2 separate regions of the Homo sapiens genome follow, and region 1 is linked to region 2. Evidence: read pairs that join two places in POLR2A ChIA-PET (ENCODE). Cell type or tissue: OCI-LY7. All regions are shown on one strand.

Region 1 (5,000 bases), 140 kb after region 2:
AAAGCTTCTTTTTTTACCTTACACTTGCTCTGTTGAAAATATCAACAAAATCTGAGTTTATTTGCTTACCAGTATTCCGTATGACAAAGACATGAAAACATCAAACATTATATTCCTTGATTTCTACTTTGCAGAAACCTTTCAGTAAATTAGGCTCTGAAATTTTCAGATTCTATTTCGAATTTGTAATATGACCCTCCTCCATAATTGAAAAGTTTTTCCCCAGCAAAAGGGACCACTGGATTTACTACTTTGACTGTGCCCCATCCCAAACACACACTTATAGGAAGATCCACTGGCTGAGGGAGCCCTCGAACTTCAGACTGATTCTGGGCTTTAGGACTCAAGGCTCAGAGGCTCAGACAGACTCTGCACTTTGTGGTTTGTTTCTGATTTTTTTTTTTTTTTAACCAGGTCTCACTCTGTCACCCAGGACAGAGTGTGGTGATGTGATCACGGCTCACTGCAGCCTCCATCTCCCAGGCTTAGGTGATCCTCTTGCCTCAGCTTCCCCAAAAGTGCTGGGATTACAGGTGCATGCCACCATAGCCAGCTAATTTTTAAATTATTTGTAGAGATAGGGTCTCCATATGTTTCCCAGGCTGGTCTGTAATTCCTGGGCTCAAGCAATCCTTTCACCTTGGCCTTGCAAAGTGCTGGGATTATAGGCATGAGCCACTGCACCTGATGCTCTTGGGGAGTTTTGAGTTCAGAATGACCTTGGCATGATTTTATGGGCTAGCCTAGAAAACTGATCTGGCAGATACACATGCACATTCCTAATATAACACTACTTTTAAAATAAATTACTTCCAAGCTGCAAACAACTTAGTTACAGATGGCTCTTTGGAAAACAATCCTTTCCCTTTTTTGAAAAACAAATTTTGGGTACATGGTTCTTTCATTAGAAACTTATTGGATGGACAGGACTTGAGTTTTACTTTTAATAATTCATGTTATATATTACCAAAAATGTGATTCTGGTGATGTCAAAGTCATGCTTTGTTCATTTGAATCTATTAAATAAAGTACTTATATGGGAAATAAAACTTACTTTAAAATTGATCAACAGGTAAATAGATAGGAAAGGTCTTAAATAATCATCAGTAAAGAACTAAAACAAGCAAACATTTGCTTTTCTAGATTGGAGGATAAATTTATCAGAGTCAGAATTTCCTCACCATGCAGAGTTTAAAGGCCGTTTATAATTATTCCTCATCTCCATCCTTTAGTCAATCAGGCCTCTTTTCTAACACATCTTTGGATGCTTGTCTAACTTCCCACTCTCATCACTGCCAACCCAACCACCAACTCTATCTAGTCCCAGCTGCTCTTACAACCTGCTAATTGAATAGTTTTAATGGCTCTTTTATACATCTATCCAAATCCACTCCAATCCTCTACTTTGTCACATTCATTCCTGGATTTTTTTCCTTGCAGTTTTGAATGGGCTAATATTTCTATTGAAAATTATTCTACTCATCCATAAGACGCAAATATTTTACATTATTTTTCCAATTGAGATATAGTGGCCATGTTGAACCACTGCTGTTTCTTAAATGATGCCTCTGAGCAGAAAAGCTTCATGCTATAATTAATTGCGCTGACACATTTATAGAATATTAAATGCGCTTACACATTTATATCACACATTAAATATGCATGTCAAATACATTTATAATGTATTTCCAGCTGGCCAGCCCATGTTTCTTTACCGTTATCATTTTTTTTCTCTGTTCTTGCTTACCTCTGGTAACTATAGAACGTAGATGATACTTTCCTTAGTAAATGCTTGGATTTAAACTATGATTAAGAGGAGAAAGACCATCTCCCCTATGCAAGTTGTTCATGTAAACATTTATTGACCATCTACTCTAGGCCAGAAACCAGGGTAGGTACTGAGGATACAAAAATGGACACATCATGTCTATCCACAGGAAACTTTGTCTGGTGCAGTTGTTTCATAATTTAGTGTTCTTATAAGAATCATATAAGGGTACTAGCCAAAAATGCAGATTCTGGAACCCCTAGTTACCCCACATTTTAATTTTAGAAGTTTGGAGTAGAGCCCAAGCATCTGCATTTTAGCAAGTCCTCCAAGTGATTCTTTATTGTTTTTTGTTTGTTTGGTTTTGTTTTTGAGACAGAGTCTCACTCTGTCACCCCAGCTGGAGTGCAGTGGTATGATCTTGGCTCCCTACAACTTCTGCCTCCCGGGTTCAAGCCATTCTCTTGCCTCGGCCTCCTGAATAGCTGAGATTACAAACGTGCACCACCACGCCCAGCTAATTTTTGTACTTTTAGTAGATACAGGGTTTCACCATGTTGGCCAGGCTGGTCTCGAACTCCTGACCTCAAGTGATCTGCCCACCTCCGCCTCTCATAGTGCTGGGATTGCAGGCGTGAGCCACTGTGCCTGACCTGATGCTCCAAGTGATTCTGATGCAGGTAGTCCCTTGATAACACTTTGAAAACATCACATTGAATACTATTGAATGTTTTATATTTGTGCCTATAGTTCTGTACTGTTATCTTTTGGGGGGTATTTTCGGGTTTTTTTGTAAAAAGCTATATAAAAGAAAATATTATTTAACCAGTTTCCTTTTCCTCAAATGCTTTTTTCTCTCTCATTTTTAAATAAGAAATCTTTTCATATTCAGAGATTATCTGTCAAGTATAAGAAAATTTAATGTATGAGCGCTTTTCTAAAAACCTAGAAGTTTATCATATATTTTCCTTATTTTTTTCACCACCATTAGACCATAACACAAAACATAACACTGTTGCAATAATATTATTACTTTACAAAAGTTTAGATTTCAAAGTTTGCTACTGAGTATTTTTTTTCTTTGTACTTTCCCCACACTTAGGGTTCTCCTGCTTCCAGGAGGAAAGAAACATTTCGTTTTTCTAGTCCAACTAAAGGCCCAAATTATGACTTACGTGAAATGTAGCTTCTAGCTATATGCTCATTACTTTGAAAAAGACTATGAAAGTAAGTTTAAGCAAAGCAAAACATAAAATAACCTTACTAAGTTTTTAGAGCTATATTCATATAGGCATAGTTACTTTTGTAACTAATGCTTAAGTTTGATGGAATAGTCCTCCCAATCTGTCTTCAACTTTCTTTGCAAACTCACTGTGAAGTCTCTCATAGAACCAGGCTGACAATGGCCTCCAGACTGCTGCCTTCAGATACCATACCATTTTTTTGTATTTCCCTTGCAAACTGCTTAGTTTTTAGAGCCCATTGAAGGGATGCCCAAGCTCACCATTCTTCTGCACTGACTTCTCTGTAACCTCTGTCCATGTAGCTGGGAAGGGGTTGCGAGAGCGGACATAGAAAAAACATATAGATATATGGCAAACCAAGTAACCATGTCAATTTTTTGAGAACATTTTTAAAAAATCCCCATGAGTTTGATGTTTTCTAATTACCAGGAGACAATTATCCACATTACACTTAAATAAAATGAAAAGGTCTCACCATTTCTGGCTACAAGTCCTGGTGTGGTGGCTCACGCCTGTAATCCCAACACTTTGGGAGGCTGAGGCGGGCAGATCACCTGAGGTCAGGAGTTTGAGACCAGCCTGGCCAACATGGTGAAACTCCATCTCTATTAAAAATACAAAACTGTGCTGGGCATGGTGGTGGGCACCTATATTCAAAGCTACTCAGGAGGCTGAGGCAGTAGAATCACTTGAACCCGGGAGGTAGAGGTTGCAGTGAGCCAAGATCATACCACTGCACTCCAGCCTGGTAGGCAGAGTGAGACTCCATCTCAAAAAAAAAAAACCAGCTACAATGTCCCTCCCTTCCTTCCTTCCTTCCTTTCCTCCTTCCTTCCTTCCTTTTTCTTTCTTTCTTTTTTTTTTTTTTTGATACAGAGTCTCACTCTGTTACTCAGGCTGGAGTGCACTGGTGCAATCTCAGCCCACTGCAGCCTCCACCTTCCAGGTTCAAGTGAGTCTCCCACCTCCCAGGTGAGTCCCAGCCTCCCAAGTAGCTGGGACTACAGGCACACACGAACATTGCAAGACGGGGTTTTGCCATGTTGGCCAGGCTGGCCTCGAACTCCTGACCTCAGGTGATCTGCCAGCCTCGACCTCCCAAAGTGTTGGGATTACAGGCGTGAGCCACTGCTTCTGGCCTACAATGCCTTTTAGCTCATTGGGATCTCAACAGAAAATCTTATAAATGTAATCATTTTAGGTGTTTATCCACATGCTCCACCAAAATGAGATGTAAGAAGACAATATTTTACAAAATGAACAGTGTTGATGATTTAGTAACAATATACTTAATTTCAGGAACAAAAGACAAGGACATACTTCATTATTTCCCAGTAGAAAATAATATATATTCAAATATAGAGCTTATCCATGGTGGATTATGTTTTTTTTTTTTTTTTTTTTTGAGACAGAGTCTTGCTCTGTCACCTAGCTGGAGTGCAGTGGCGCCATCTGGGCTGACTGCAAGCTCCGCCTCCCAGGTTCACGCCATTCTCCTGCCTCAGCCTCCGGAGTAGCTGGGACTACAGGCGCCCACCACCATGCCCGGCTAATTTTTTGTAGTTTTAGTAGAGACGGGGTTTCACCGTGTTAGCCAGGATGGTCTCAATCTCCTGACCTCGTGATCCGCCCGCCTCCGCCTTCCAAAGTGCTGGGATTACAGGCGTGAGCCACCGCGCCCGGCCGGATTATGTTTTATACAAGTACTGTATTCTTCTTAGTGTCTGACATCTTGTCAGGAAAAGGGTGTTTTCAGTTGTGAAGAGTGTTTCACATCTTTAAGGTTGAGGGCTTGAAGGATTTCACTAGTTGAATCTTTACTGACAGCAAGTATACGAAAATGCATATCAGAGAAATTTTGCTGCTGACTTCAACTTGCCAGCCACAGACATTCTGCATTTTGAACTGATTGAGGAAAGGGCTGTGTTAGAAAAGGAGCAGTGAATGAGCAGAGCAGTGATTCGTGTAGTGATTGCCAAGAACCTTGT
Region 2 (5,000 bases):
GTAAAAACTAGTGCTACAAATCGTTTCTCAAGAATGCACTGTCCTACTGTGCCTGATGAAAAAAATCATTATGAGAAAAGTTCTGGTTCTTCAGAAGGTCAAAGCAAAACAGAATCTGATTTTTCCAACCTAGACTCTGAAAAACACAAAAAAGGACCTATGGAGACTGGATTGTTTCCTGGTAGCAATGCCACTTTCAGGATACTAGAGGTATTGTGCTCAAGGGACAAAAATGGGAGGTGACAAATAATTTGAAAATGTACATTCTGTATTATTTTATTAAAAATCCAGATTTTTTTTGGTGGAAAACTATCAAATGTAAATAAGCATTCAGTGTACTTCTGTGCATAAATAATATCTAAGGGACTCATGTCTTTAATCAGTCAAGTTTTAAGTTTGTGGTTTAAATCTGGTTTTGCTGGTTTTTAAAAAAAAAAAAATTGTCTGTTTTCATTTTAATCTGAGGGCAGTTTTAAGTACCAATGAAGCTTTGGCCTTAATTTTTACTCTCTTTGTTATTACCCCTTTTTAGATGAAATAGAAATAAGTGAGATATATAATTTGCTATAATCTGGTGTAGACCTTGGTTTTCTATTTTTAAAACTAAACCCTGTCTTTCTTATTTTAAAGGCAATGTATATTGATTATAGAAAATTTGCTAACAAGGAGATAATTTATCACCAATCCTACAAACAAAGGATTTCACCACTGTTAACATTTTAGTGACCTTTTTCTTCTTTTTTTTTTTTTTTTGAGACAGACTTTTGTTCTTGTTGCCCGGGCTAGAGTATAGTGGCGCCATCTCAGCTCACTGCAGCTTCTGCCTCCCGGGTTCAAGCAATTCTCCTGCCTCAGTCTCCTGAGTAGCTGGGATTACAGGCGCCTGCCACCACACCCAGCTAATTTTTTTGTATTTTTAGTAGAGACAGGGTTTCGCCACGTTGGCCAGGCTGGTTTTGAACTCCTGGCCTCAGGTGATCCGCCCGCCTCAGCCTCCTAAAGTGCTGGGATTACAGGCATGAGCCACTGTGCCTGGCTGACCTTTTTCTTCTTTTATTACTGTACATGTATTCTAAGTTTTGTTTGTTTCTATTTAACATGGCATCATAAGCAGTTTTCACTATCTTTAAAAATTCTCTGTAAATATTTTGATGGCTACAAAATATTTTACTATGTGGAGTACTATAATTTTACTTATCTATTTTCACACTACTGGGCATTTTAATTGTTTTCAGATTTTCTGAAGCAAACATTTTGGGTATAGCCTTTACCTGCATTTTCTTTTATTGTTTTAGGTTAGATTTTCTAGTTCATAATTTATGAAGATTTTTAATACTTTTAAAACATATTGCCCACTTGCTTTCTAAGAAGTTGTACTAATACCATTCCATGACAGTGTATGTCTGTTTCATCACACCCTCATTGATTGAAGTATTATTTTAATGTTTTCCACTTTGTTAGACAAAAATTGTACCTTGTTTTAATATGCGTTTCTTTGATGACTAAGTAGGTCACATACTTCAAATGTTTAGAATCATTTGTACTTCTTTTTTGTTCTGTCCATTTATTTTCTCTGCTTATCTGTTTTTTTTTTTTTCCTAATGAGCCTTGCCCTTTATCATATTCATTGCAGTTTTCTTCACAGCGTATTGGTTATTTTTAAATTTGGTTTATTTTGGGTTTTGGTGTGTAAAAAATTTAAATGTTTCCATAGTCAGATTTCTTAGTGTTTATTCCTGTGATTTATTTCATTGCTTTTGAGTTTAGAAAATTATCCTGTGCCCAGAGATCCAGTAAGTCTAATTGTTTTTTTCTTTAATAGGAGATCTGACATTGGTGACAAAAATTTAACCTTGCTTTTTTTGATATTTGCTTGTTCTTTTGATTTTAGGTTGGTTGTGGAGCTGGAAATAGTGTGTTTCCAATTTTGAACACTTTGGAGTGAGTTTTAAGAGTTTTCTTTCTACAGAATTTTACATATTTATGGAATGTTGAGAAATTCTGGGAAAATATTGTCACGTGTATGCCAGTAGTGTTTCTAATTCTTATATGAACAATGGCTCAAGCAAATTTCAAAAGAAATGTCTTAATCTCAATGTCTACTTTCATGTGAACTGGGAATTACTCTGAAAATAGTGTTTCGTAGCCATGGGTTGTCCATCATTGTTTTGAAGTAATTTTTTAAGCTTATGTGTATATGGATGAGAGAATAAGAAAAGAGGAAGCAGACTGGGCATGGTGGCTCATGCCTTTAATCACAGCACTTTGGGTGGCTGAGGCGGGTGGATCGCTTGAGGTCAGGAGTTCAAGACCAGCCTGACCAACATGGTGAAACACCACCTCTACTAAAAATACAAAATTAGCCAGGCATGGTGGCGCATGCCTGTAATCCCAGCTACTTGGGAAGCTGAGGCAGGAGAATCTGCTTGAACCAGGAGGCAGAGTTTGCAGTGACCCGACTGCGCCATTGCACTCCAGTCTAGGCAACAAGTGCAAAACTCAGTCTCAAAAAAAAAAAAAAAAAAAAAAAGAGGAAGTGATTTCATCCTTCCACTGAGCTGTGAACTGCTAAACTTCAGAGATTATTTACTCTCCCTAGATACTTAGATGTCATTTTACACATAGACAATTGAATGTAAAGCTTACAACTTAAGCCTCATTTTGTCATCCCTTCTGAAGCAACACCCTATGTAAGATGTTTGCATGCCAAATCATTGTGTCTAGGCTTAAAATTGTTTGGAGGTAGCAGCAACTAATCCTAAGACTCAAAAAAGCCGATCCTGGCTAACACGGTGAAACCTCGTCTCTACTAAAAATACAAAAAATTAGCCAGGCGTGGTGGCGGGCGCCTGTAGTCCCAGCTACTCGGGAGGCTGAGGCAGGAGAATGGCGTGAACCCGGGAGGCCGAGCTTGCAGTGAGCCGAGATCTCGCTACTGCATTCCAGCCTGGGCGACAGAGTGAGACTCCGTCTAAAAAAAAAAAAAAAAAAAAAAAAGCAGTCGGGCGTGGTGGCTCATGCCTGTAATCCCAGCACTTTGGGAGGCCAAGGCGGGCAAATCACGAGATCAGGAGTTCGAGACCAGCCTGGCCAACATAGTGAAACCCCATCTCTACTAAAAATACAAAAAATTAGCTGGGTGTGGTGGCGGGCGCCTGTAATCCCAGCTACTCGGGAGGCCGAGACAGGAGAATTGCTTGAACCCAGGAGGTGGAGGTTGCAGTGAGCTGAGATGCGCCACTGCACTCCAGCCCAGGCAACAGTGCGAAACTTTGTCTCAAAAAAAAAAAAAGCAGAGTTTGACTACAGGGACAGAGATTTGCTCCAGGCTCACCCTTCCTGTTCACCATTTCACCTGTGTCTTTTACTTTTTCCATGATGAACACACAAAACTCTTCAAACACCTTTTATCTATGGCCAATCTGCCAAGCTCTATTCTTTTTTAAGTTTACACATTTTTTTTAAGTTCACATTATTTTTCCATTATAAAATCAGCATTAGCACGTTGCAGAACATTTCCATTAGAGGAAAAGGAGAGGGAGGGAATCACTCATCATCCTAACATAGCCACTGACAAAATTTTTGTTTTAATTCCTTTCAGTCTTTATGCATATTTTTAAATGATGTGATCTTTTAAACTTTTTATTATTAAAATGTAAAAGCATCTGGGGCCTGGTGCGGTGGCTCACACCTGTAATCCCAGCACTTTGGGAGGACGAGGCAGGCAGATCACTTGAGGTCAGGAGTTTGAGACCAGCCTGGCCAACATGGTGAAACCCTGTCTCTACTAAAAATACAAAAATTAGCTGAGTGTGGTGGTGCACAATTGTAATCCTAGCTACTCGGGAGGCTGAGGCAGGAGAATTGCTTGAACCCAGGAGGTGGAGGTTGCAGTGAGCTGAGATCGCACTACTGCACTCCAGCCTGGGTGACAGAGCAAGAGACTCTGTCTCAAAAAAAATTTTTTTAATTAAAAAACATTCAGAAAAGCAAAGAGTACAGTGAATTTCCATATGCCTAACACCTCAATTCAACAATTACCAATATAATGCCAACATCATGATACTTTATCCTTGATTATTCAGGATATATCTCCCAAAACTCAGTATACTCTCTAATATTATTATAAACCTAACATAATGAATAGTGAGTAGTTTCCTACTATCATTTAATAACCAGTTAATGTGGCCAGGCCTGGGTGATGCTGGTAAATTTACAGTTCTGAATGTCCTTTCTGTTTGTGTCTTTGTTAGTTTTGTTTTCCTTTTTCTAGTTTCTGGGCTGAAATTTCAAACTTGCTTATGTCACATAGCCATATTCCTTTACCCCAGTGGTCTCTGAGCTTATAATACACGTAAATACACTACATTGGCAGTTGATTGTGTGTTACTTTATGACTGATCTCAAGGTATTATTTAGCATGTCATTTATTTATGCCTTGTCTCTCCGACCACTTTTTATATTCCTTAAGGTAGAGGGCATATTTTATCCTAATCTGATTTCCCAGGTTGCCTAACAGTACAGCTTAGTTGGAGCTCAATACATATTGCCTGATTAATATCTCTCATTCCCCCACTTGCTAGTTGTATTTTTCACCTCTGCTTCTCCCTTCAGCTTATAATTGCAAGCTCTTGGTTCCTCACTCCCTAACTCTTTCTTCTTAGCTCTGTCTTTCTTTGCCTCATACCTATGTTTTAGAAATTACTGTAGCTCAATAACCTCAGATAATTAATTCATCTTTTAAAGGCAACCAGTGATTAGCCTTCCAAAGGAATTATTAGACTTTTTTTTTCTGCTTAAGAAATTATGTTTTACTACTTTTAGAGAGTGTAGGATTAATGTTTTACATTTTCAGAATATTTTACCATAATTAGACCTCTGAAATGGAGAGGTCATATCATTCTCCAAGGATCATTTAATTCATAGACCCCTGCCAAGAGAGTGCTTGGTGGTGTGGTGGTAGTAGTGATATTTACACCTGTTTGCTGGGAGAAGAGCCA

The links. Peaks named below come from ENCODE experiments on the same cell type or tissue, not always from the same donor. Only the 100,000 strongest peaks of a DNase experiment are listed, where the experiment ranks them.
Region 1: POLR2A ChIA-PET joins it to region 2 with 13 read pairs; 7 of 35 experiments call an interaction of 5 or more read pairs at or near these places.

The regions. Positions count from the first base shown.
Region 1 is chr2:171,194,919-171,199,918 of GRCh38, reverse strand. It overlaps a transcript of TLK1 not described here. Among named protein-coding and RNA genes, the nearest start is that of TLK1, 37 kb to the right of the region's middle. In OCI-LY7, no CTCF peak of the experiment used is centred here; no DNase peak of the experiment used is centred here.
Region 2 is chr2:171,334,394-171,339,393 of GRCh38, reverse strand. METTL8 (methyltransferase 8, tRNA N3-cytidine) reads left to right here. Exons shown (of 10, transcript NM_001321154.2): 4 at 1-210; 5 at 1,892-1,941. Among named protein-coding and RNA genes, the nearest start is that of METTL8, 97 kb to the left of the region's middle. RefSeq lists a silencer at 2,496-2,555. In OCI-LY7, a CTCF peak has its summit at 916; DNase peaks (open chromatin) are centred at 2,223 and 2,553; H3K4me3 peaks cover 300 bases; H3K27ac peaks cover 3,786 bases.